2 separate regions of the Homo sapiens genome follow, and region 2 is linked to region 1. The links are chromatin loops, found by intact Hi-C in ENCODE. Cell type or tissue: B cell. All regions are shown on one strand. Links, peaks and the distances in the headings refer to the core of each region. The heading gives the core; the rest is flanking DNA.

Region 1 (16,617 bases), core at 3,260-11,259:
GTGATGGCAACGGCTTCTGGCTGCTCAGGCCCAAAGCACAACCACCAGCGCCTCTTCCCTTTCACCTCCAATGCACCAGGAAATCCTGTTGGCTTCCCACCCTGACCAAAGGACCACTTCTTCTCAACATCCCCCTGCAACCCCCAGCCCCTGCTACCTTCTGACTCCAGACCTAATCTAATATTCTCCTACCTGGAAGAGCAGGAACAATGGAGAATTGGCCTGGCTAGTTTCAGTTCTCACCGCAGTGGCCAGAGTGACCCTTTCGAACCCAAGTCAGGCAGGCCACTGCCCTTCTTGACTCTCACAGCCCATGACACCCAGAGCCAATGCCTCAAGGGCCATCCATGTCCTGCCATCCCCACTTCCCCTGCCCTCCTACCTCAAGTGCATACCTCTGAGTTGAATTAAAAGCAGCAAGATTTGGAGGTGACCGGGAGGAAACAGGCTGGCCCTTGCCGTGAGGTGTGCACAGACAGGGAATGAGAGGCCAGCACTTTAGGATGAGTCCAGGAGTTCAAGACCAGCCTGGGCAACATGGTGAGACCCTATCGCTACAAAAAAAAAAAAAAAAGAAAGAAAGAAAGAAAAAGAGAGAGAGAGGGAGGGAGGGAGAGAGAGAGAGACAGAGAAAAAGAGAGAGAAAGAAAGAAGAAGAAAGAAAGAAAGAAAAAGAAAGAGAAAGAAAGAAAGAAAGAAAGAAAGAAAGAAAGAAAGAAAGCAAGCAAGCAAGCAAGCAAGCAAGCAAGCAAGCAAGCAAGCAAGCAAGAAAGAAAGAATTAGCCAGGAGTGGTGGTGGGCACCTGTAGTTTCAACTATTTGGGAGGCTGAGGTTGAAGGATCGCTTAAGCCCAGGAGGCAGAAGTTGCAGTGAACTGTGATTACACCACTGCACTCCAGTCTGGGTGACAGAGTGAGACCCTGTCTTGATAAATAAATGTTGCTCTGAATTGCTTCACTGCTTATGTCACTTTGAGGATGCCAACCTACCAGAATGCTGCTAGGCAGCAACAAGTGACCCTTTCCAGGGATCAGTTTGCTTTGTGTGCTGTGAGCCAGAATCCAGGGTCCAGTGAGAGCCCAGGGTGCTGTCTTAAGGTTGATCTCGTCCACGGTGTGGTAAGGACTGAAGAGACAGCCCTGTCCCAAGTCACCTCTCTGGGTCCTGGTTTGCCCCTGTGTCAAAGACTCATCATGTCTGCTTAATCCTGTGGTGCTGGCTGGATGTGGTGGCTCATGACTATAATCCCAGTACTTCCGGAGGCTGAGGTGGGTGGATCACTTGAGCCCAGGAGTTTGAGACCAGCCTGGGCAACATAGTGAGACCCTGCCTTTACAAAAAATAAACATTAGCCGGGTGTGGTGGCTTTCGCCTGTAGTCCCAGTTACTCGGGAGGTTGAGGCGGAAGGATCACTTGAGCCTGGGAGGTGGAGGCTGCAGTGACCCAAGATCACGCCACTACACTCCAGCATGGGTAAAAGTGAGACCCTATCTCAAAAAAAAATTTAAAAATTAAAAATTAAAAAAAAATACAAAATAAAAATCCTGTGGTGTTTGACACAAACCAACTTGGTCTCTGGGGCAAACTCTGTCCCCTCATCCACACCCTGCAGCCCATAGTAGCCTTCATGGTGCCTATGCCCGCAGCCAGTCACCCATGGCTCCCAACATTCTCTTCACCCTTTGCCCTTCGCCCAGGCCACCTGTACTAATCTCCACACCTGCCTCAGACCTGCTTTTACTGCTGTCTCCACTACCATCCCCCAGCAGGGTGTGAGACTGGTGCAAAGGGGACCTACCTCAGGTGGCCTGGCCAGCGTAGCTACAAAGCACCTAGAGCACCTGAGGCTGCTGCACATCTACCTCCCTAGTCCGGAAGACCCTTGCCTCCCACTGAAAGAAACCAAAATATTTAACCTCAGAATAGGTTTCTTTGCCATATTTTGGGACGGTTCTGTAGGCAGCTGTGGGCCTGCAACATGGTCTTCAGTCAGGGAAATCCGCCTCTGCAGAGGAGACAGTGGAGTAGACAGCGGATGCACACAGCCTTTCTCTGCAGTCCCCGTGTCTGGATCTAGGAAAGACAAACTGAGAGGCGGACCCCTTTAAGGGTCTGAAGGACTTGCCTACCACAGGCTCCGCAGAGTACCAGCTGTGAGATGTCACCTGCAGAACAAGACCTTTGCTAGCCAAGTCTCTCCTCTCCCCTTCCCCTAATCTGTCTTGCTGCGCTCCAGGCCTCCCGTTATTTCTGTAATTTCAAGATGGGTATAAAAGTGTCAACCATCTGGCCATTTATTTTTTTATATATTTTGTATGACTTGTGCACATGTGTGCACGTAGTAACATTTTTAAGTCGGTTTTTTTTCCTGTTAATGTTTTATGTTTGTTTCATAGACTCAGATTATCAAACCTTCAGGGAAAAAATTTAAACTTCCCTACACCACCTGCTGAAATCCCACTTTGTAAGAAGGAGATCAAATCCCACCACCTTCAGGAAGCTGCCCCAAAGTACTGCGCCCTTACTTCTTGGATAATCATCCAAGTGGCCTCCCAGCTGGGTTCTCGACAGTCCTGGGGGCATTTTCACAGGTGGATGCTGAGCCCTGGAGGAAGTGTGTCTTTTATTCACCCCAATATGGGGAGCCCAGAATTTATTGAGGGATTTAAAAGCCATGGTGCAAAGTTGACTACCCACCATTTTCATTTTTTTTTTCAATTTTTTAAGTCACATTATCCCCTAAATTCTCATTGTGTAAGATTCAAACAACATAGAACACAAAGTTCTCCTTTGGCCAGCTCCTTCTGTTCCCCTCCCTGTTTGAATTCTCATGAGGCTTGATCTTTAACATTATCATTTCTGTTTGTGTATTCCTTAGGAAGGCTAAGATTATGAAAATATTTTTATGGCTTTGTTTTTATGCATAACTCTATAAAGAGTTTCTTCCTAGTCCATGAAGAACTTTACTTTGGAGGTGGTGTTAAAAAGGCTGTGTAGGCCGGGCATGGTGGCTCATGCCTGTAATCCCAACACTTTGGGAGGCCGAGGCAGGCAGATCATGAGGTTAGGAGATCGAGACTGTCCTGGCTAACACGATGAAACCCTGTCTCTACTAAAAATACGAAAAAAATTAGCTGGGTGTGGTGGCGGGCGCCTGTAGTCCCAGCTACTCAGGAGGCTGAGGCAGGAGAATGGCGTGAACCCGGGAGGCGGAGCTTGCGGTGAGCAGAGATCGCGCCACTGCACTCCAGCCTGGGTGACAGAGCGAGACTCTGTCTCAAAAAAAGAAAAAAAAAAAGGCTGTGTAGCTGGGTGCAGTGGCTCATGCCTGTAATCCCAGCACTTTGGGAGGCCGAGGCAGGTGGATCACTTGAGGTCAGGAGTTCGAGACCAACCTGACCAACATGGAGAAATCCCATCTCTACTAAATATACAAAATTAGCTGGGTGTGGTGGCGCATGCCTGTAATGCCACCTACTTGGGAGGCTGAGGCAGGAGAACCGCTTAAACCCAGGGGCGGAGGTTGTGGTGAGCCGAGATCCCACCATTGCACTCCAGCCTGGGCACAAGAGCAAAACTCCGTCTCAAAAAAAGAGCCGTGTAACGTCTCAGGTGGAGGGCCAGGATTCCCCAGACCATTTGCTGCTGGGCTCCTTCCCTACTGTTTCAAAATGCCACCTTGATCATAAATTCTTACACATAGGTCTATATGTGGATTCTCTTTCACAGTCTATCCACTGGGTTGCTTATTCTAGTTTCAATATCACAAGGTCCTAACTGGAATGCTTTCATGTTCTGATATATGTGAGGGCCCTTACTCTCACAACTTCTTGAGTATTCCTTAACATTCTCCAAAATTGTGAACAGCAGAGCCACAAATAATTCCTAAGCTTGGCAATCTAAGTCCTGCATCCCACTTTCAGCCAGGAGGTACAGGCAAGATGGGACAGGTTTCACAATGGCCACCTCCTGCCTGACATTCCTTGGTGAAATCCCTGCAGCCCCAGCCCAAGTCCTGCTGAAGTAAAAGAGCCCAGTGGTCAGTCTGTAGAATCAGGCCCTCATGGGTTTGAAATAGGGCCACAATTTCATAGCTCTGCAAGCTTAACAGAGCAATTTCCCAAAGCAGCAGGATCCCAACAGGGACTGCTCCACAGAGTAAATGAGAGGATCAAGTCAGTGAGTGCAGGGGCAGCACTCTACTCAGCCCTGGCTCGTGCCCCAGTACAGGCTGTGACCGTCCTGTGATATAAAACATTCCTCGAGTTTGGTTTCTTCTCACCAGGAATCAGGATTAGCTTTCTTTGTGGCTTGTGTGAAAGATGCGATGACACAAGTTCATCTCTATTACACCTTCCCAGGCAGATCAACTGTATGTCAATGTCCCCTCTTCAGGGGCGGCTGTCTTCCGTCCTAGCACTGCTTCCACTGGAAGAGTCTGAGCTCCTCATCCTAGCCTTGGTTCTGGGCAGCAAACAGCCCAGCCCTGAGCAGCCTCTGTTCTTCTGTAGGCCCATGGGGCCCACTGCAGACAGGAACCCAGGCAGCTGATTCAGATGGCCTCAATTCCTGGGGCCAAAACACAGGGTCCTGGAGGGCCTAGTCTCACCACAGAGAAAGGGAAATGACTATAAAAATCCAAAATATTTTTGACAGAGGACTAGAGGCCTCCTCCCTCCCCTAAATGCTTTGGCACTTGACACAACCTTAGGGAAAAGGAAGGAAGCCAAGAAGACTCAGGAGTTAAATTTTCTCAGCAGCTGGGCAGAAAAAGAGCTTGAAATCATAGAGGAAAAATAAAGTTGTTTCTGCTCTTCTGAGTTTGTAGCATAAGACTTGTCACTGCTGCATTTATTTTTACATGCATGTTTTAAATGTTGTGAAAAGGGCTGCTTTTGTTCCTCTGTAACTTTAATTATAGCTTATCCTTTATCACAGTAATACAGCTAATGCAAGATAGCGTCTTCAGTGGATACTATGTGCTAAACCCATTCTCAGTGATGCACGTACATCAGCTCCATACTTAGCAATTGCTTTATGTGGGAAATAACTTGCCCGGGGTGGAAGGGCTACTTACACAATGAAGCCAAAATTTAAACCCTGACAAAAATTTTCGCTTCAGAACCCATAATATTCAGCATTATGCGGAGCTGCCTTCTCCCACACCTTGGTTAAAAAATTAAATTGAATTACAAGACTGTGTCAGCAAACGGCAGTCCTTTGCCCTGGCAGTGCAGAAGCCAGGAGTTGAACCCGTGTCTCTCACCAGGTTAAGCTGCCTCGCTAAGTTTGGATGTGACCTCAGAAACAGAGGCTATTCCAGCAATACAAGATGCTTTATTTTTCGGCTTCTACCTATGCCACCCAATCCCTTCACTGGGCCTAACTTAGTGAATCAAATTAAGTATATTTCCCTCCAAGTTTCCCCAGGATTCTGGGCTCCTTTGCACACTACAGGTTTTCTCTAAACGCCCCGGGTTTATCTATCCTTTGGTGAATTTTCAACTCTTCTCCTTATTTCTCTGCCCTGTCCTGACCAAAAATCTTCAGTGCCTGTTTCTCTCTGCCATCCAAATCCCACACACATCTAGGGGTGAATCGGTGAATCTGCACTGATGAGTGACTCGTCTTGTGAATCCTTTCTAGGATCTCAGTATTTCATCCTATCCCGAGGGAAGGCTCTAAAGAGCTCAAGGAAGACCTCACGATGTCTATGTGTGAGAAGAAACCTTTCACCCCTTCACTATCACACCCCATCATCCAAGCACACACTCCTCTTTCATCCCATAAACCCCAGTCAGTGTCACCTGGAGTAATAAGGATGGGGCGACTTACCTAGTAACTGAAGACTCTCAGTAATCTGAAAAAAAAAAATCCCTTCACATTTTAACTCAGGAGATAACACCAACAAGTCACTTCCGGCAGACCTCATGGCCACACTGCAAGTTAAAAAAGGTAAAGCCTTATTGAAAATCATTGAAAATAATCTTAAAACAATTATTCAATATTAACAGACAATGCCCAGCAGTGCCATGTGGGAGGCAAGCCACCCAGCTGCCAAGGCAAGAGACCGAGGGCACAAGCTGTTCCAGTATAATAAAGAAAATACATAGAATAAGAATAGTGATACTAGAAATAGATTATAGATATGATTATATATTAATATTACTAATCATTAGTTTATAGCATTACTCTTTATTCCAATATTATAATAATCTTTGTTCTACAATTATAACCTAGGAAAAACCAGGCCATACAGAGATAGGAGCTGAAGGGACATGGTGAGAAGTGACCAGAAGGCAGGAGTGTGAACCCTCTGTCACGCCCGGACAGGGCCACTAGAGGGCTCCCTGGTCTAGTGGTAATGCCAGTGCCTGGGAAGGCACCCGTTACTTAGCAGACCTTGGTCTAGCAGTGGTGCCAGTGCCTGGGAAGATAACTGTTACTTAGCAGACCGGGAAAGGGAGACTCCCTTTCCCTGGGGGAGTTAGAGAAGACGCTGCTCCACCACCTCTTGTGGAAGGCCTGACATCAGTCAGGCCCGCCCACAGCCATCCGGAGGCCTAACCGTCTCCCTGTGATGCTGTGCTTCAGCAGTCACCCTCCTGTTTCACTTTCATGTTCCGCTCTGTACACCTGGCTCCACCTTCTAGATGGCAGTAGCAGAATTAGTGAAAGTATTAAAGTCTTTGATCTTTCTGAGAAGAGCATAGAAGAAATAATGACGTACACTGTCCTCTCTCTCTCCGCCTCAGCTACCTAAAAGGGAAAGGCCCCCTGTCTGGTGGACACGTGACTCATGTGACCTTATCTATCAATGGAGATGACTCACACTCCTTACCCTGCCCCCTTTGCCTTGTATACAATAAATAGCAGCGCTGTCAGGCATTCAGGGCCACTACTGGTCTCCGCGTCTAGGTGGTAGTGGTCCCCCTGGCCCAGCTGTCTTTTCTTCTATCTCTTTGTCTTGTGTCTTCATTTCTACCATCTCTCATCTCCGCACACGAGGAGAAAAACCCACAGACCCAGTAGGGCTGGACCCTACAGTGCCAGCCCCTGAAAAGCACTGCTCTGCATCACTTACCAGGCTGGGCAAAGGCCTCCATGCCTGCTACCTAAGCTGGCCTCAGCTTGTCCAGCCTGGCCTGGGCCTGGCCAGTGGGAGGTGCTGCTGAGAAGCCAGAGCCCTGGGCTGTCCTGGACGGCCAGCAGGGGGCTTGCTGGCATGAACCCTTCACAGCTGAGCCTGTCAGGGTGAGGGCGTGCACAAAAAAGTATCCACAGATGTTGTGCAGTAGAAATAAAGAAACATTCTAACCTTTTAAGACAAAAAGACAGTATCGCTTCTTGGCCTTTTGGCCAAGATCAAGTGTAGATAAAAACATGATAAGTCATGATTCCCCTGGAAAATGATCAGTATCCTGAGGGAAGAGAGGCAAACCCCCAGCCCATCACCACACACTGCAGCTCACACACTTCAGGTTTTGTGCTCCCAGACAATGCCTGTCCTCATGAGAGCACTGTTGTCTGCGCCGGGAAATCATCCTCTGACCTGTTCACAAGTCTTCTAGATGAAGATTTTCAGCAGGTTTGGATCTATTTAAAAAGTGGTAACTGCAAAGAGGCACCTAATCCACTTGGATTTGCCTGTTTTTGAGAGGTACTCCTGGCAGTTATGAAGGTCATTAAAATTAAGTATCAGAATAAATTGAACTTTTTTTTTTTTTTTTTGAAACAGAGTCTCGTCCAGTTGCCAGGCTGGAGTGCAGTGGTGCAATCTCGGTTCACTGCAACCTCCGTCTCCCGGGTTCAAGCGATTCTCCTGTCTGAGCCTCCTGAGTAGCTGGGACTACAGGCGCATGCCACCAATTTTGTTGTATTTTTAGTAGAGACAGGGTTTCACCATGTTGGCCAGGATGGTCTCAATCTCTTGACCTCCTGATCTGCCCACCCTGGCCTCCCAAAGTGCTGGGATTACAGGCCTGAGCCACCGCACCCAGCACTAAACTGAACTTTCAACTGAACTTCAGAAAATGTTGAACCATGATTTAAAAAAATGTTTCTCACTTTGTTCTCACTAAACCCTTTTTTGAAAGTAAAGGGTGGCCGGGCGCGGTGGCTCACGCCTATAATCTCAGCACTTTGGGAGGCCGAGGCGGGCGGATCATGAGGTCAGGAAATCGAGACCATCCTGACTAACACAGTGAAACCTCGTCTCTACTAAAAATACAAAAGGTAGCTGGGCATGGTGGCGGGCGCCCGTAGTCCCAGCTACTCGGGAGGCTAAGGCAGGAGAATGGCGTGAACCCAGGAGGTGGAGCTTGCAGTGAGCTGAGATCGTGCCACTGCAATTCCAGCCTGGGTGACAGACCGAGACTCCGTCTCAAAAAAAAAAAAAAAAAAAAAAAAAAAAAAGAGCAAAAAGGTATTTTGCAGTGCTAACCAATGAAATATTTTAAAACACTTATTTCAACTCATGTGTTACATTTTTAATGTGTATAATATAGAAGAATTAGTATATGTTTATATAACTTACAATTTTTAAAAAAACCTTGATATAAATGTCCTAACATTGGGAGTCTTATGACTCTAAGGCCCAGTTCCAGTTGCTTTGGCTACGTAACAAACCCCTCCAGACTGAGTGCTGTCAACCACCATCTTATTATGCTCATGGACTCCACAGTCAGGAATTTGCAAAGTGCACAGAAAAGATGGGCTGTCTCTGCTCCCTGATGTCTGGACCTCAGCTGGGAAAACTGAAAAACAGGGGAGGTTGGAATCATCTGACTCCCGTCTTGACTGAGTCTGGCAGCCAACATGGATGTTGGCTGGGACCTCGGTGAGGACTGCTGGCAAGAACACCTACACACGGCCTTTTCCTTTGACTGCTGGCCTTGCTCACAGAATGGTGACCGGGTTCCCAGTGTGAACCCAGGTACAGGAAGAGACAGGAAACGGAAACTGCCAGTTTCCTTAAAATCTGGGCCCACTAACTAGCATGGCATCATTTCCACCATCTTCTATTAGTCAAGCATCACGAAGCCCATATTCAAGAGGAGACAACCTAGACCCAGCCTCTCAATAAACAGTGTCAAAGGCTTTAGAGAGCATGGTGTCAAGCTCCCAGATTCTAAGGCTGTGACTCAACCCAGTGCACTGGGCTGCCTGGCTGTACACAGGTGTCCATATTGATGCAAAGCCCCCAAGCTGCTCTTATCCTCTTGTGAAGCACCCTTAGCTTGGTTGGTATTTAAATAACTCAGGAATCGTTCCCCTCCTGGATTCTTAAAGACCTCCGCATCTTCTCCTCAGTTCTCCCACTCTGTTCCCTCATCCCACAAAACAGGCTCCTTTCCCCAGAACTATTCTACCTGAATACAGGCTAAAGATCGCCGAATGAGTTAGCCTTCCCCCACACCCCAGCTCGGACTCCCCCAGGGCTACCTTTCCAAAAGGAGACTCACAACTCAATTTCTTCTAGCTTTCATCTGGGAGGGGCAGGTGGGGGAGGGGAGGGAGAATGGAAGGGGCGAGGCGGTCTTGGCTGAGTGACCTGATCGCAGGAAGTCACGGCTCCTTCTGCACAGATCACTAGCTGGATGGCTGTGTCTGGCCTAGGAGACCACAGTGAGAACCTGTCACTAAAGCAGGTGCCCATGATGGGAAGAACTAGAAATTATATCTAAAGAGAAAGGCTGAAGCATTCCTTAAACCACAAAAGAAAACAGTGAAAGTACAAAATGACAACATCTGTCTTCAAATACTGCTTGTCAGAGGGACAAGAGAGAAGAGAGGTGCTGTGCTGCTCCACAAGGCAAAACAAGAGCAAACAAGTCTGTCTGAGTTTCAAGAGGCTGGCCCTGAGGCTGCACTGTGGCAGTCTAGGTGAGAGACGATGGTGACAATGTGTGGAGGACATAGGCCAGAGAATTTTCTTCACCAAGTCTTGACAGAATTTGGTGAAGAACTAGCTGGAGAAGGCAAGAGTGAAGGTGACATTGTCACTTGGATTTTAGGGTTGGACATTTAGAGTAACTCCTTAGTTTCCTTTTAACTCTCAGATACTGTGATTTGATCAAATTCCAAATTATGACAGGTATCTTTCGGATGAGAGGATAAAATTTCCTTTGGAAAGAACCCATGGATGAAGGCTGCCAGGACACAGGGTCTGGCCTGGCTCACGTGGGTGAGACAGGTAGTTTCACAAGGTCCTGCTCCACTCTGCCACCTGTCAGCACAACTTTTACTACTGCAGAGGCTGAGGCCACTAGATAAACTACTCACAGGCAGTCAAACTCTCCCCATCTCTACTGCCTCACCCCGCCTCTCAGTTACTAAGCAATACTTCCTGGAGAGCCTGTAGACAAAGCACCTGCGGGGTGTGGGGACACCTATACACTGGGCCATGGGACAAGGCGGACCAAGAACCTGACCTCCATCAGTTTAACGATCTCAAGCCACACCTTGGGAACGTGTGGATTCAAACATGTTTATTGAGTGAATCATTAGGACACAAAATAGGCTGAAAAAGATGTTCCAAAAATCCAGGAGACTATGGGCTACTTCCATTAAACACAGAGGTGCTGCCCTTCTCCACTCCAAACAGAACAGGAAAAAGGCAAGGGGACTGGGCCACAGTGCATTAGGGAGGACAGGGTCTCTCGGCTTCTCTACCCCAACATCACCAGAGGGAAAGGTTAGGTTAGAAAAACAATGCCCCACTCTTTCCCCTCAGAGCCCAGGGCTGAAGCCTGGGGGAATGCTTCATTTTGCTCCTTTTCTCTTTGCCTTTTCCAAATGGTCACATTCTTGAGGTAGGGAGTGGAGCTGGGGAGGGGCCCAGAGTCCTGTCAGAAATCCTATAATGAGAAAGATGAAAGGAATACACAGGTGCACCACCACGCCCAGCTACCTTTTCGTATTTTTAGTAGAGATGGGGTTTCGCCATGTTGGCCAGGCTGGTCTCGAACTCCTGACCTCAAGTGATCTGCCCGTCTTGGCCTCCCAAAGTGCTGGAGTTACAGGTGTGAGCCACTGCACCCGGCCTCCATACCTCTTTTAAAAACCAATTTTGAAAGTTCATTCAGGCTGGGCATGGTGGCCAAAAATTAGCCAAGCATGGTGGCGGGTGCCTGTAGTCCCAGCTACTTGGCAGGCTGAGGCAGGAGAATCGCCTGAACCCGGGAGGCGGAGGTGCAGTGAGCCAAGATCGCGTCACTGCACTCCAGCCTGGTGACAGAGCAAGACTCCGTTTCAAATAAAAAACTAACACACTGTACAACTGCATGTAAGGTGGAAAAGACAACTGGAATTAAAATGTGCTCAGGTCCTTGTAGAAGATAAGAAATCCAGAGGAAAGTAAGCAAAGGGGGAAAAAGAAACAGAAAAGATAAAACGAATGTACCAACTCAATACTAGGCCATAAGGCTAAGTCTCCATAAATGTCTTTTTTTTTTTTTTTTTTTGAGACAGAGTATCACTCTGTTACCCAGGCTGGAGTGCCATGGCACAATCTCAGCTCACTGCAACCTCCACCTCCTGGGTTCAAGCAATTCTCATGCCTCAGCCTCCCAAGTGGCTGGGATTACAGACAAATGCCACCACATGCAGCTAATTTTTGTATTTTTAGTAGAGATGGGGTTTCGCCATGTTGGCCAGGCTGGTCTCGAACTCCTGGCCTCAAGTGATCTGCCTGCCTCAGCCTCCCCAAGTGCTGGGATCACAGCTGTGAGCCACTGCGCCCAGCCCCTACATAAATTTCAAACACCACATTCCCTGACTACAACACAATAAAGTTAGAAATCAAATAACGAAAATATAACTAGCAAAATTCTGTATGTTTGAAAATTTTAAATATTTTCCCAGAAACTATAAAATTACACATTAATGTGGATAAATCTCAAACAATGTTAACTGAAATAATTAAATCACAGAAGCCTGAATAATGGATTCATTTACATAATTAAAGAACACATTCATAGTGGTAACACTATAATGAAATGACAAAGATTAACACAAAATTCACCCTAGTGTTTACCTATGGGTAATAAGGGGACTGTGAGGTAGGGTAGAAAGAAGGTACACAAAGGATCTCTACAGCACTATTAATGTTTCATTTCTTGAGCTGGGGCTAGAGATCTGGGTGATATCTCATTTTTATTTTTTAAACTACATATACGCTTTGTACACTTTCAGATATTAGAACTTCAATAAAATTATAAAAAAAGAAACAGAGAGAGGGAAAAATAATTAAGTATAATTGTCAAGATGGAGCTAAAAAATAACATGGGTGAACAAGGTGCCACCCACATCTAAGCTTCCTTCCCATGTCATGCAATGCCTCTCCCCATCTGCTCCATCAATCAACAAAGGCATAATCACTCCTGTGATACCTTTAAGAAAAGAACACGCTTTAAGAAAAGAAACGCTCTCTCGAAGCCGGGTGCGGTGGCTCACACCTGTAATCCCAGCACTTTGGGAGGCCGAGGCAGGCGGATCACCTGAGGTCAGGAGTTGGAGACCAGCCTGGCCGACATGGCGAAACCCCATCTCTACTAAAAATACAGAAATTAGCTAGGCATGGTGGCACATGCCTGTAAGCCCAGCTACTTGGGAGGCTGAGGCATAAGAATCGCTTGAACCCAGGAGGCAGAGGCTGCAGTGAGCTGAGACTGTGCCACTGCACTCCAGCCTGGGCAACAGAAAGAGACTCTGTCTCAAAAAAAAAAAAAAAAGAACATGCTCTCTTATTCAAGGTTACCCTTCTATCACTCCAAGGATTCACCCCATAATCTTATCTTTCTTGATATGTTACACTCACTAAAATGTTCACATCAAATCAAGTTTGTAGACACTTGTCCTTACCACCTTACAAAAAGTGAGATGGTATCAACAGAGGTAAGACACTGCTTTACCTGCATGTCACTTTTGGCAGCTTTCGCAGCATTGAAAAGATCATTGGCTGGTGGCTCTGACTGTTTCCAGCTATGACGATGTACCACTTGGGACCCTTTCTTTGGATGTTTTGCCACCTGATACACATAAAAAGATCAGAAATATGAAAAAAAGGTAACAGTGACATTAACACTTGGTTTCATCATTATCACACAAGTAGGCTTACGCTGCCAATTCCACAGCAGAGTCTGAGTTAGACTCAGTCCTAAAATAATTGATTTTTATATTATGAAGTTTATTAACTTTTTTCCCTTTAAAAAAAAATTCCTTGAGTCCCCTTCCTGTATCTCTATAACCAAACATCCTTTTCTTTTCTTTTCTCTTCGAAATTTCTCTTCTTCCTATTTCCGTCCCTTAATACTTTGTAAATCTTGTCCTTTTTTGAACCATATCACCTGAACCTCTTAGGTTTTCTCTTTTTTTTGAGACTGAGTCTCGCTCTGTCGCCCAGGCTGGCGTGCAGTGGCGTGATCTCGGCTCACTGCCAGCTCTGCCCCCGGGGTTCGTGCCATTCTCCTGTCTCAGCCTCCCGAATAGCTGGGCTGCTTCCCTGACAAGATTCAAAAACAAAACTGGCTGACTCACCGGCATTGTTTTCAGTGGTCGTTTTGTTGCTTTCTTCTTCACACCGCGATTGAAGCTGTCCTCAAATCATTTTCTTGTCTTCTTGTCTATTTGTATGAATTACTGAGTTACATTCTCATTGCTACTTATTTAAGCAAAGTATTCTTAGTTTGTTAACAACAAAGAACTACAAATTGTGTTCATTTTCTGTCCTTTCCTGTTCTTAGACTAAATTACCTGAAATACATCAAAATATATGCTGTATGCTTACCTATATCAAAACTATGTTGTTTAGGTGCCGGGCACGGTGGCTCACACCTGTAATCCCAGCACTTTGGGAGTTCAAGGCGGGCGGATCGCCTGAGGTCAGGAGTTCAAGACCAGCCTGGTCAACATGGCAAAACCCCGTCTCTACTAAAAATACAAAAATTAGCCAGGTGCAGTGGACAGCGCCTGTAATCTCAGCTACTCATGAGGCTGAGGCCTGAGAATTCCTTGAACCCAGGAGGCCAAGGTGGCAGTGAGCCGAGATCATGCCACTGCACTCCAGCCTGGGTGACAGAGTGAAACTCCGTCTGAAAAAAACAAACAAACAAAAACAAACAAAAAACCAGACCATATTGTTTAGGGATACTTAGCTGACAAAATAATAGAGACAAGCAGGACATAATTACCATAAAAATCGGGCCCTGGGATGTTGGTGGGGAAGGTTTAAGTGGAAAGAATGGAGCGGTCACAATGTGTGTCAACCTGGGAGGTGGTGACCCTGGGGTTCGCTTTGTAATTCCTCAAAATGAGCATTTATGTGCTACTCACTTTTCAGAGGATAGAATTCTGAACTAAAATGTTTAAGCAGCCATACGCAAAAAAAAAGAAAAAATATGGATAGATTTTTATTTTAATTAAAACATTTAAAAAATAGAGACAAGGCAGCTGGGCGTGGTGGCTCACGCCTGTAATCCCAGCAATTTGGGAGGCCGAGGCAGGCGAATCACGAGGTCAGGAGATCGAGACCATCCTGGCTAACACGGTGAAACCATGTCTCTACTAAAAATACAAAAAAAAGTTAGCCAGGCATGGTGGCGGGCGCCTGTAGTCCCATCTACTGGGGAGGCTGAGGCAGGAGAATGGCGTGAACCCGGGAGGTGGAGCTTGCAGTGAGCCGAGATCAGGCCACTGCATTCCAGCCTGGGCGACAGAGCAAGACTCCAACTCAAAAAAAAAAAAAAACATAGAGACAAGGGTCTTGCTATGTTGCTCAGGGTGGTCTCAAACTCTCCGGGCTCAAGCAATCCTCCCGCTTCGGTCTCCCAAAGCGCTGAGATTCCAGGCGTGAACCACCGCGCTCGACCAGGAAAGATATATATATATATAATATATATTTTATAATATATCATGTTATATATTACACATAATATACAATATGTATAATACGCATAATAAAGGTATATTTAACATATATAAAAATATATATATATATAATAATTTTTTTTTTGAGACGGAGTTTCACTCTTGCTGCCCAGGCTCGAGTGCAATGGCTCGATCTCAGCTCACTGCAAGCTCCGCCTCCAGGGTTCAAACCATTCTCCTGCCTCAGCCTCCCGAGTAGCTGGGATTACAGGCGCCCGACACATGCCCGGCTAATTTTTGCATTTTTAGTAGAGACGAGGTTTCACCATGTTGGCCAGACTGGTCTCGAACTCTTGATCTCAGGTGATCCGCCCGCCTCGGCCTCCCAAAGTGCCGGGATTACAGGCGTGAGCCACGGCGCCCGGCCTGAATAAATCTTTTAAAACATAAAAATCTGGGTGACCCCCTGGCCGGCCGGCACAGATGCCGGGGTGGGGCCGCGAATCGGTTGGGACGCACTCTATCCGGCCTAGGGGCACCTGGGCCAGCAACGGGCCGCCGCGCGTGCGCAGTGGGCGGGGGGGCCCCGCGCTCCTACCTGCAAGTGGCCAGTGCCGAGTGCTGGGCCGCCGCTCCTGCCGTGCATGTTGGGGAGCCAGTACATGCAGGTGGGCTCCACACGGAGAGGGGCGCCGACCCCGTGATAGGGCTTTACCTGGTACATCGGGGTGGCGCGTGCCAGACACCAACGGTCGGAAACCGCCAGACACCAACGCTCGGAATCCACGCCAGGCCACGACGGAGGGCGACTACCTCCCTTCTGACCCTGCTGCTGGCGTTCGGAAAAAACGCAGTCCGGTGTGCTCTGATTGGTCCAGGCTCTTTGACGTCACGGACTCGACCTTTGACAGAGCCACTAGGCGAAAAGGAGAGACGGGAAGTATTTTTTCCGCCCCGCCCGGAAAGGGTGGAGCACAACGTCGAAAGCAGCCGTTGGGAGCCCAGGAGGCGGGGCGCCTGTGGGAGCCGTGGAGGGAACTTTCCCAGTCCCCGAGGCGGATCCGGTGTTGCATCCTTGGAGCGAGCTGAGAGCTCGAGGTGAGCTGGGCTCGCGGTCGCCCCTCTCGCGCGCCCTCTTTAAGAACCACGGCGTCCAACCTCCCTGGAAATGGGGGGAACATGGCCGAGGCGCGTGGCGAGGCCGCCTCGTGGAGGCCCCGGAGCGGCATCCTCAGCGCCCCAGCGATCCGGTGCCCATTAGGTGCGCCTTGAAGCCGAGGCAAGCTCCTTCGGGGTGCTGGGCTGCGGGCAAAGAATTCGGCCCTGTGAAGAGTTGGGTTCGGCCTGTCTCAGGCCCTGCCCACATCCCATCACAGGGCCGTGGACTTGAAGCCGGAACGTGAAATCCCTATAGACTGAATGCATTTCCTTCCTACCTGTTCTCTCTCCCCTTTTATTTTTATTTTTATATTATTTTATTTTTAATTTTTACTTTATTTTTTTGTAGAGACGGGGATTTAGCTATGTTGCCCAAGCTGGTCTGGAACTCCGGAGCTCAAGCAGTCCGCCCGCCTTGGCCCCCCAAAGCGCTGGAATTACAGGCGTAATGCACTGTGCCTGGCCTTTAAAAAAAAATTGAGGTTATTTTGGGGACAGTAGAGCGTCCAGACACATCCTAATTTGCATAGCTGCGCAGTTTTAAAAAATGCAATGCATTTTTACCTGTTAGGGTATGTGATTTCTGGCT
Region 2 (8,566 bases), core at 567-8,566, 52 kb before region 1:
CTGGATATTCCCATTTTAGATATTAGAAAACTGAGGCTCAAAGGATTTAAAAAGTGCTCAAGGCTGGTGACTAGCATAGGGCAGACGGCTTGACTCTCTTTCTGATCCCAAAGTCCATATTCTTTGTATTGAGAAAGGTCATCTTTTCCAGAGATTTCTTGGAAATAGAGATTTAGGAGTTTGACTTATAAAAGGTAAGGACAGGCTGACCTAATAGGACTCTTGGCTTTGTCACCTTCTCATTTAGGCCCTAAGAAAAAATTTAAAGCTCCCCAGAGCAAGGCCTTGGCAGCCAGCTTTTCAGAGGGAAAAGAAGTTAGAACAGTGCCAAAGAACCTGGGCCTATCAGCGTGTAAGGGGGCCTGCCCCTCATCTGCGAAAGAAGAGCCCAGACACCGGGAACCCCTGACCCAGGAGGCTGGAAGTGTCCCCCTTGAGGACGAAGCCTCCAGTGACCTGGACCTGGAGCAACTCATGGAAGATGTTGGGAGAGAGCTGGGGCAGAGCGGGGAGCTGCAGCACAGCAACAGTGATGGCGAGGACTTCCCCGTGGCGCTGTTTGGGAAGTAGCTGGTGCTCCTCTGCTCCCTCTTTTTCTCCCTTCTCTGGGGCGCAGGAGGGAGAAGTTGCTAAGTGCTGGGTCTGTTCATTGGCTATGAGGTTCAAATGTGTGTGGTGCAGTTTCTGTGTTAATAAAGCAGGTTACAGTCGACTGGGTTGGCTGGTCTCTAACTGCCCCCTGTTGGCTGCTCTCCCTCCTCCGTGTCACTGTGGCGCGTCACTGCTTCTAGCGGGAGCCTGCACAGTGCAGGCATCTGGGGAAGGCAGTGAGACCTGAGTCCTAGAGGACTTCAAGAAGGGCAGATCTGGGTTCAAATCCGGGCTCGGCTCCTCACTAGCTACCTCCATGGCCTGGGGAAAAGCATGTTCACCATCCTGGTTCTGCTCTTCATCTTACAGCGAGTGCGTTCTCTACCTTATAGGGTTGTGAATGATGTCAAATGTGATGCTCTCATTGTCACCATAGGGAAGACTGTGATCGGATTTGAGGACAGGCTTTGGGTTTGGGCTGGCTACCAAGGTTTGGGGGCTTATGTTCCCTGGCCCAAGGAAGTCACTAAAAAAAGTACTAGAGGAAGGGTCTTGGGTGTGAGTTCTCTGTTAGAATTCATTTTCAGTGGGAGAGACAGGAGTTGAAGGTGATGTCAGTTTTCTCCTTACATTCAGGTAAGTTTTGGGGGTACTTTTAGTTTTATGGGCCAGGGTTGGGAAGGTGAAGAGGGAGTTGGAGTAGATGGCTCTCTTTCTGTCAGTTCTCTGGCTGGCCTCTGAGTCATCTGTGTGGCCTTGGTTATTGCTGGAAGCTGTGGCCCTTTCTATTGGAAGCGTAGCGTACTCGTAAGAAGGTCATTGTGCAGTCTTATTTTTACTTGTTTCTCTCTGTACTTGAATGGATGCAGATTTTAAAAATAGTTTTGAAGACAATCTTTTTAAATTTGTTACTTTATTGTTAATATATATTTTTAACTAGAGATGGCATCTCGCTCCATTATCAAAGCTGGCCCTGAACTCCTGGGCTCACTTGATTCTGCCTCAGGCTTCAGAGTAGCTGGGATTACAGGTGTGCGCCACTGTACCTGGCCTCACCATTCAGTCTTGAGAGGGCTGTCCATTGGTTAGGCCTTTAAGACAGAGTACAGGGTCTCGTTCTGGGGGCTCTTGAGGGGACGGTGGCTGGGAGGTGCTCTGGGTGAGGTGGAGCTGGAGAGGGCAAGGGAAGCATAGACGATGCCGTCATCCTGGGCGAGAACCCAGAGAGAAAGGGTTAGACAGTGGAGACGGAGCTGTTCCCATCTTAGCGGCAAGCCTACAGTTTGACTCTCCTGCCCACACCACACTCCCCTTCTCCCTTCCACCCCACCTTCTCCAGGCTTCTCTTTAATTCCTTCAGGCCCTGGTCTGATTGCTTACCTTGGGATTTAGCTTGGGATCTGTATTTTGTCCTAAGAATAAAAAGCAAGGTGTGCCAAGGTCAGGTGGCGTGACAGCCAGGGGAGAGAGATGGGCAGGGGGCTCTAGGAGTGAGGTTATCTGCTAGGTCAGGGCCAGGGTCACGTGAGGGCAAGGGGCAAGGAATGGAAAGAAGAAAATACTGACAGGGGCACGGACCCAGGTAGGGGGTATTTGGGGAAACAGGAAGTGCCAGGGGTAGAAACTGGGGAAGGATGGTGGTAAGGACTCACCTTCATTCCTGATATTCTCATATGGCTCCTCTGTGTTTTGGAAGGGTTCCCTGTATGGGAACAAGAGGACAGGAAATATGTTAGAGGTTGGGCATTTTAAGACATGGGCTGGGTGGTGGCACCTGTAATCCCAGCACTTTGGGAGACTGAGGCAGGTGGCCATTGCTTGATCCCAGGAGTACAAGACCAGCCTGGACAACATAGCGAGACCCCATCTCTACAATAAATACAAAAACTAGCCAGACGTAGTGGTGTGTGCCTGTGGTCACAGCTACTCAGGAGGCTGAGGTGGGAGGATCACTTGAGCCCAGGAGTTCAAGGCTGTGAGCTATGATTGCGCCACTGCACTCCAGCCTGGGTGACAGAGCGATACCCTCTCTCAAAAATTAAAAAAAAAAAAAATTGAAGAAAGAGTTATGACACGTGTTAGGGGTTGGTTCTCTTTGGGGAGTGCTCTGCAACCTGTCCACCCTGCTCAGGATGGGTGTGATGGTTTTAGACTCGGAGGCTGCTTGGAAGAGGAATTAGGGGCAATCTGTGTGGCTTAGCAGAGGTCCCTCGGTGCTCAGTGAGTTGGGTTCTTCTAGAGAAGTTGCTCGTATGAGAGAGGAACACGGAGAATAAAAATAGGAAAAAGGTCAATCCTTGCTTTCTCTCTGCTGGCGCTGCCTTGGCTAAAACTGGGAGAAGCAAAACAATTGCGTGAATTTCAGGTCTTCTGATCAGGGAGGGGTTCAGGCTGGGTGAATGGATAGAGAAGGGTTGGGGACAGGAGAAGGGCAGCTGGCAAAAGCCAGTGCAGGAGAAAGGGTAGGGGTGAGGCTTTCTTCCAGCAGGAGACCTACGGCTATGGAAAGGAGGGGCCAGAGGAAAGGAAAGAGAGGTGGGAGGGTGGAGAGGAAGAGCCCAGAAAAAGGAAAAGTGAGGCCCTAGCCTGGAGAGGGGAGCCAGGCAGAGGCTGGTGAGTCCCTCCTGAGCAAACACAGGCGGGGAGAGGAGCTGGAGGCAGAGGAAGCCTGGAGTTCCCTGCACATTCAGCAGGGGAACAGGACAGATTGAACAGAGTAGGCAATATGGAAAAGCTGGAAGATCCAGGCTGAGAGGAAGCAGGTAAAGAGCAGGAAAAGCTTAATAACACCAGGAAAGGCAGGCAGAGGGCACAGATGGGCACTCCAGAAAAGAGATTCTTGAATGTTTGTGCTGGAACCTGGAGTCCACTAGTCTAGTATTTAGGGGACAGAAAGCCCAAGGTCAAGAGCCTGGCCCCTAGAGGACAAAGGAGAACAAGGATGGGTAAGTTGGGGATGCAACAATGGCCGTGGCAGGCTGGGTTTGTGGGGTTCTTAGCAGCACACTCCCTGTTTCCCAAATCAGCCCACTGCCTGCACATGCACCCCCCAACCCACCCTGGGGAGGCCCAGCACTCACCTGGCTGGGGTTGTGGCTTTAGTCCGCTGCTGACCTGTAGGGGGACCAACAGTGAGTCAGGGTGGCATCCGGGTGATGGCAGTCTCCATCCCACCTTCTCTGCTGCGCCCTAGGCTGAGGCCCTCCTTAGAGGGACCGGAGCAGCAGAGCTGCTCCACCCAAACCCATCAGGAAGGGCCTGGGACTCAGCCGGCACCCTGAGGTCTCCACCTGTCCTCCCTGTTGTCTTCCATGTCACCTCCTGAGACCCCTTCACCCTGACCCCCTCCCTTGGTTTCTTTCTCTCTTGAGCTCTCTGCTCAGCCCCAACCTGGCTCCCTCCACCGCTGAGCCCTCGCCCAGTCACTTCTCCCCTCCCCTCCCCTTCCCTTGACATTGGCACCCCGCCCCCATTCCCTCCAGGTCCTCAGGGAGACCGTGCCTGTGCTTTCCTTCTGGGTGGCGGCTATGTCTGCCCTCCAGCCTTGGGAGCGTCGTGCTTGGGACTCATGTTTGTGGCTGTTCAAATTCTGTTGCCACCACTAGGCTTCCCCTCCCCTCTGGCTGGTCCCACCCTGAATCCTCTGCTGCCTCTCCCATTGTGTCCTGCCCCTCCCATCCCCGTGGCATCCTTGCAGTGTTTCCCAAGCAGTGGGCTCCTGGTCCACAGACATCCCCTCCACCATCTAGCCTCCTCCCAGGAGGGCTCCATGTCCACAGAGACACCCTCTGAACCCAGGCCTTGAGGTACCCCTCAACTCCAGGGACCTCCCCTTCCACTTCTACAGGACTTTTTTTTTTTTTTTTAATGTTTAGACTGAGAACTCTGAAATATTAATTGCTAGTATCATTTCCATGCTGCAGCTTTCTTTCCAGCACTCTTCTGTCCCTCTGTTTTTTCCCTCTCTTTAGGTTATGTTTTATTTTACTTACGGTAAAAAAAAAACAAAAAAACAAACAAAACACTAGAATTCACTTTTAACCACGTGTACAGTTCATTAGTGTTAAGTATATTCACACTGTTGTGAAACATCTCCAGGACCTTTTCATCTTGCAAAACTGAAACAGTTTTAAAGAACCCCTACTCCCTCCTCCCTGCGGTTTCTGACAGCCACCATTCTACTTTCTGTTCCTATTAATTTAATATCTCTAGGCACCACCGAAAAGTGGAATCATACAATATTTGTCATTTTGTGACTGCCTTATTTCACCTAGCTTGATGTCTTCCAGTTTCGTTTATACTGTAGTATGTGTCAGAATTTCTTTTTTTCTTTATTTTTTGAGACAGAGTTTCGCTCTTGTCACCCAGGCTGGAGTGCAGTGGTGTGATCTAGGCTCACTGTAACCTCTGCCTCTCTGGTTCAAGCGATTCTCCTGCCTCAAGCTCCCAAGTAGCTGAGATTACAGACGCCCATCACCAGGCCTGGGTAATTTTGTATTTTTAGTAGAGACAGGGTTTCACCACGTTGGTCATGCTGGTCTCGAACTCCTGACCTCAGGTGATCCACCCACCTTGGCCTCCCAAAGTGCTGGGATTACAGGTGTGAGCCACTGCACCTGGCCCAGAATTTCTTTTAAACACTGAATAATATTCCATTATATGTATAAACCACATTTTGTTCATCCATTCATTCATTGATGGACATCTGGGTTGCTTCCACCTCTTGGCCATTGAAAATAGTGTTGCTATCAACATGGGTGTATCAATATCTCTTCAAGACCTTTCTTTTCAGTTCTGTTTGGTATGTACCCAAAAGTGGGATTGCTGGATCGTATGGTAGCTTTATTTATTTATTTATTTATTTATTTTGAGATGAAGTCTCGCTCTGTCATCCAGGCTGGAGTGCAGTGGCACAATCTCAGCTCACTGCAACCTCTGCCTCCCGGGTTCAAGTGATTCTCCTGCCTCAGCCTCCTGAGTAGCTGGGATTACAGGTGCCCGCCACCACACCCAGCTAATTTTGTATTTTTAGTGGAAATGGTGTTTCACCATGTTGGCCAAGCTGGTCTCGAACTCCTGGCCTCAGGTGATCTGCCACCTCAGCCTCCCAAAGTGCTGGAATTTGAGGTGTGAGCCACCACTCCTGGCCTTTATTTTTAAATTTTTGAGGAAAGGCCATGCTTTTTTTCTGTATCATTTGCACTATTTTATAGCCCCCATCAACAGTGCGCAAGGGCCCCAATTTCTTCACATTCTTCCCAACACTTGTCATTTACACACTTTTTAAATAGTAGCTGTCCTTCTGGGTATAAGGAGATAGCTCTCTGTAGTTCTGATTTGCATTTCTCTGATGATTAGTTGGCCATTTTCATCTGCTTGTTGGTGATTTGTATACTGTCTTAGTCTATTTTGTGCTGCTAATGTATATAAGAATATCTGAGCCTGTATAATTTATAAAAAAACAAATTTGTTTCTTCTGTTGGACAAGAGGTTGCTGAAAAGTAAAACAAAGCAAAGCAAAGCAAAAATTATTTCTCACAGTTCTGGAGGCTGGGAAATCCAAGATCAAGGTGCCAGCATCTTGCTTTTTGCTGTGTCTTTCAGAGGGGAGGATTACTGTGTCCTCACATGGCAGAAGATTAGAAGACAGTGAACCCACTCCTGAAATCCCTTTTTATAATGGCATTAATCCGTTTGGCAGAGCCGTCATGACCTAAGCACCTCCCAAAACACACTACCTCCCAGTTGTCACACTGGGGACTAAGTTTCCAATACATGATTTGAGGAGACACATTTCAGACCATAGCATATATCATCTCTGGAGAAATGTCTGTTAAAATCCACTGCCCACTTTTAAATTGGGTTGATTTTTTTGTTGTTGAATTATAGGAATTTTTATATATTTCAGATTTTCACTCCTTATCAGATATATAATTTACAAATATTTTCCCCATTCTATAGGTTGCCTTTTGATTCTATTGATTGTGTCCTGTAATGAAAAAACATGTTTAAGTTTAATGTTGTCCTATTTGTCTATTTTTTCTTTTGTGGCTTGTGCTTTTGGTATCACAGGCAAGAAATTATTGCCAAACCCAGTGTCATGAGGCTTTTTCCCTATGGTTTGGGGTCTTACATTTAGGTCTTTAATCCATTTGGAGTTAAATTTTGTATATGGTATAAGATAAGGATCCAACTACATTCTTTGGTTTGGATATTCAGTTTTCCCAATGCCATTTGTTGAAGAGATTGTCCTTTGCCCATTAAGTGCTCATGGCACCCTTGTCAAGTCTTTTGACCATATGCGCAAGGGTTTATTTCTAGACTCTGTATTCTATTCCGTTGGTATATTAATCTATTTTTTTTCAATTCAGCTCCTTTTTTTTTTTTTTTTTTTTTTTTGAGATAGAATCTCACTCTGTCACCCAGGCTGGAGTGCAGTAGCACAATCTCGGCTCACTGCAACCTCCGCCTCCCAGGTTTGAGTGATTCTTGTGCCTGGCCCATGGTGTATAATTCTTTTGCCGTGCTGTTGAATTTGGTTTGCTGGTATTTTGTTGATGTTTACATCAATATTTATCAGAGTTATTGGTCTGTAGTTTGTTTTGTTTCTGTTTTTGTTTTTCTTGTAGTGTCTTTGTTTGGCTTTGGTATCATGGTAATGCTGACCTCACAGAATAAGCTTGGAAGCATTCCAGCTGTCTTTTGTCATTATGCCACTGTACCTGCTCTTAGACTTCATTGAACTCTTATCCCGTGATAATCTACTTTTCTACAGATTATTCAGACTCCCTGCTGACCCCTCTGCTCTTCATTCCTGCCTTCTCACTAGCTCCTTGACCTGTGATCTCCTGTCTTTCTGCCACACTTAGCTGGCAAGTCTCTAATCCTGGGGGTGTCTTATGGCAGAAATGGTATTTGATTACCCAATATCTATTCAATTATTCTTAGTTACAGAAAATTGATTGTATTTGGAGTGGGAGGGTTCCCCCTACAGATAGCTGTGGGATATGTGACCAAATTCTAGCCAATAAGATATAAACTGGGTCGGAGGGGCGGGGATCGGCTGTGTGGAGAGGGCCGGGGCTCTCACACGTGAAGAAGTTGTTGTTAGGTCTTTCAGAAAGACTCTTTAAAAGGGAACAGAGAGTTGAGGCATAGTATTTTTTTTTTCCTTTCTTCCTTCCTCCTATTTTTTGCCAGGAACCCAGAAATAGTGGCTGGAATCCTTGCAGCCGTCTTGGGCTATGAGGCAACCTTTGGGACAGAAGCCAGCATCAGGGCTGGTGAATCAGAAAGGTAGGAACCTGAGTGTCTAAGAACAGTGATGTGCTGTCTGCTTCCAGATCTGTTTACAAGAGGAAAAAAATAACCCAACTCTGTCTTGTTTAAGCTACTTTTACTTCTGGTCCCTGGTGGTAGCAACTGACAACAATTCCTGACCAACACAAATCACTAAGGTCTCAAAATCTGAATGGTTGACTACTGCTGGGGAAAAATGCAGCCATGCACAACACTGCTATCATAGATTTACAGTTTCGTATCTGAGCTGAATCCTCAAACTCCACTTCCCATTTCCTCAGTGACTATGTCAAACTTTCTCTTCAATTCCCTGACCCTCTTATTCATTCTCAGGAGAAAAGTGCTGTGGTTTTTGTTCTGCAGAATTAAAAAAAAAATCATAAGTGGTTGATTTTAATTTTTTTTTTTTTGTTTGAGACAGAGTCTCGCTCTATCACCCAGGCTGGAGTGCAGTGGTGTGATCTCAGCTCACTGCAGCCTTCACTTCCTAGGTTCAAGCGATTCTCATGCCTCAGCCCCCCAAGTAGCTGGGATTACAGGGGCGCATCACCATGCACAGCTAATTTTTATATTTCTAGTAGAGACGGGGTTTCACCATGTTGACCAGGCTGGTCTTGAACTCCTGACCTCAAGTGATTTGCCCACCTCGGCCTCCCAAAGTGGTAGGATTACAGGC

The links. Peaks named below come from ENCODE experiments on the same cell type or tissue, not always from the same donor. Only the 100,000 strongest peaks of a DNase experiment are listed, where the experiment ranks them.
Region 2: a loop joins it to region 1, with 6 times the contacts of the local background. A loop is called at or near these places in 13 of 110 quality-filtered maps.

Annotation. Positions count from the first base shown.
Region 1 is chr7:100,335,189-100,351,805 of GRCh38, reverse strand. It overlaps STAG3L5P-PVRIG2P-PILRB (STAG3L5P-PVRIG2P-PILRB readthrough), which reads right to left and starts at 15,741. Exons shown (of 17, transcript NR_036570.1): 1 at 15,469-15,741; 2 at 13,542-13,627; 3 at 12,917-13,033; 4 at 5,838-5,941; 5 at 1,919-2,075; 6 at 396-554. It also overlaps the pseudogene PMS2P1 and the pseudogene STAG3L5P. RefSeq lists enhancers at 6,469-7,118, 15,933-16,072, 15,761-16,617 and a silencer at 15,373-15,442. In B cell, for the core only: CTCF peaks have their summits at 6,313 (motif pointing right), 6,896 and 7,113 (motif pointing right); DNase peaks (open chromatin) are centred at 6,257, 6,795, 7,505 and 9,565; H3K27ac peaks cover 6,538 bases.
Region 2 is chr7:100,393,018-100,401,583 of GRCh38, reverse strand. It overlaps PILRA (paired immunoglobin like type 2 receptor alpha), which reads right to left. Exons shown (of 7, transcript NM_013439.3): 4 at 3,672-3,705; 5 at 2,244-2,293; 6 at 1,972-2,003; 7 at 1,488-1,799. The coding sequence ends at 1,677. ZCWPW1 (zinc finger CW-type and PWWP domain containing 1) reads left to right here. Exons shown (of 18, transcript NM_001386010.1): 18 at 248-712. The coding sequence ends at 570. Among named protein-coding and RNA genes, the nearest start is that of PILRA, 24 kb to the right of the region's middle. RefSeq lists enhancers at 3,313-3,812, 4,680-4,729. In B cell, for the core only: no CTCF peak of the experiment used is centred there; DNase peaks (open chromatin) are centred at 4,773 and 8,027; H3K4me3 peaks cover 1,281 bases; H3K27ac peaks cover 1,595 bases.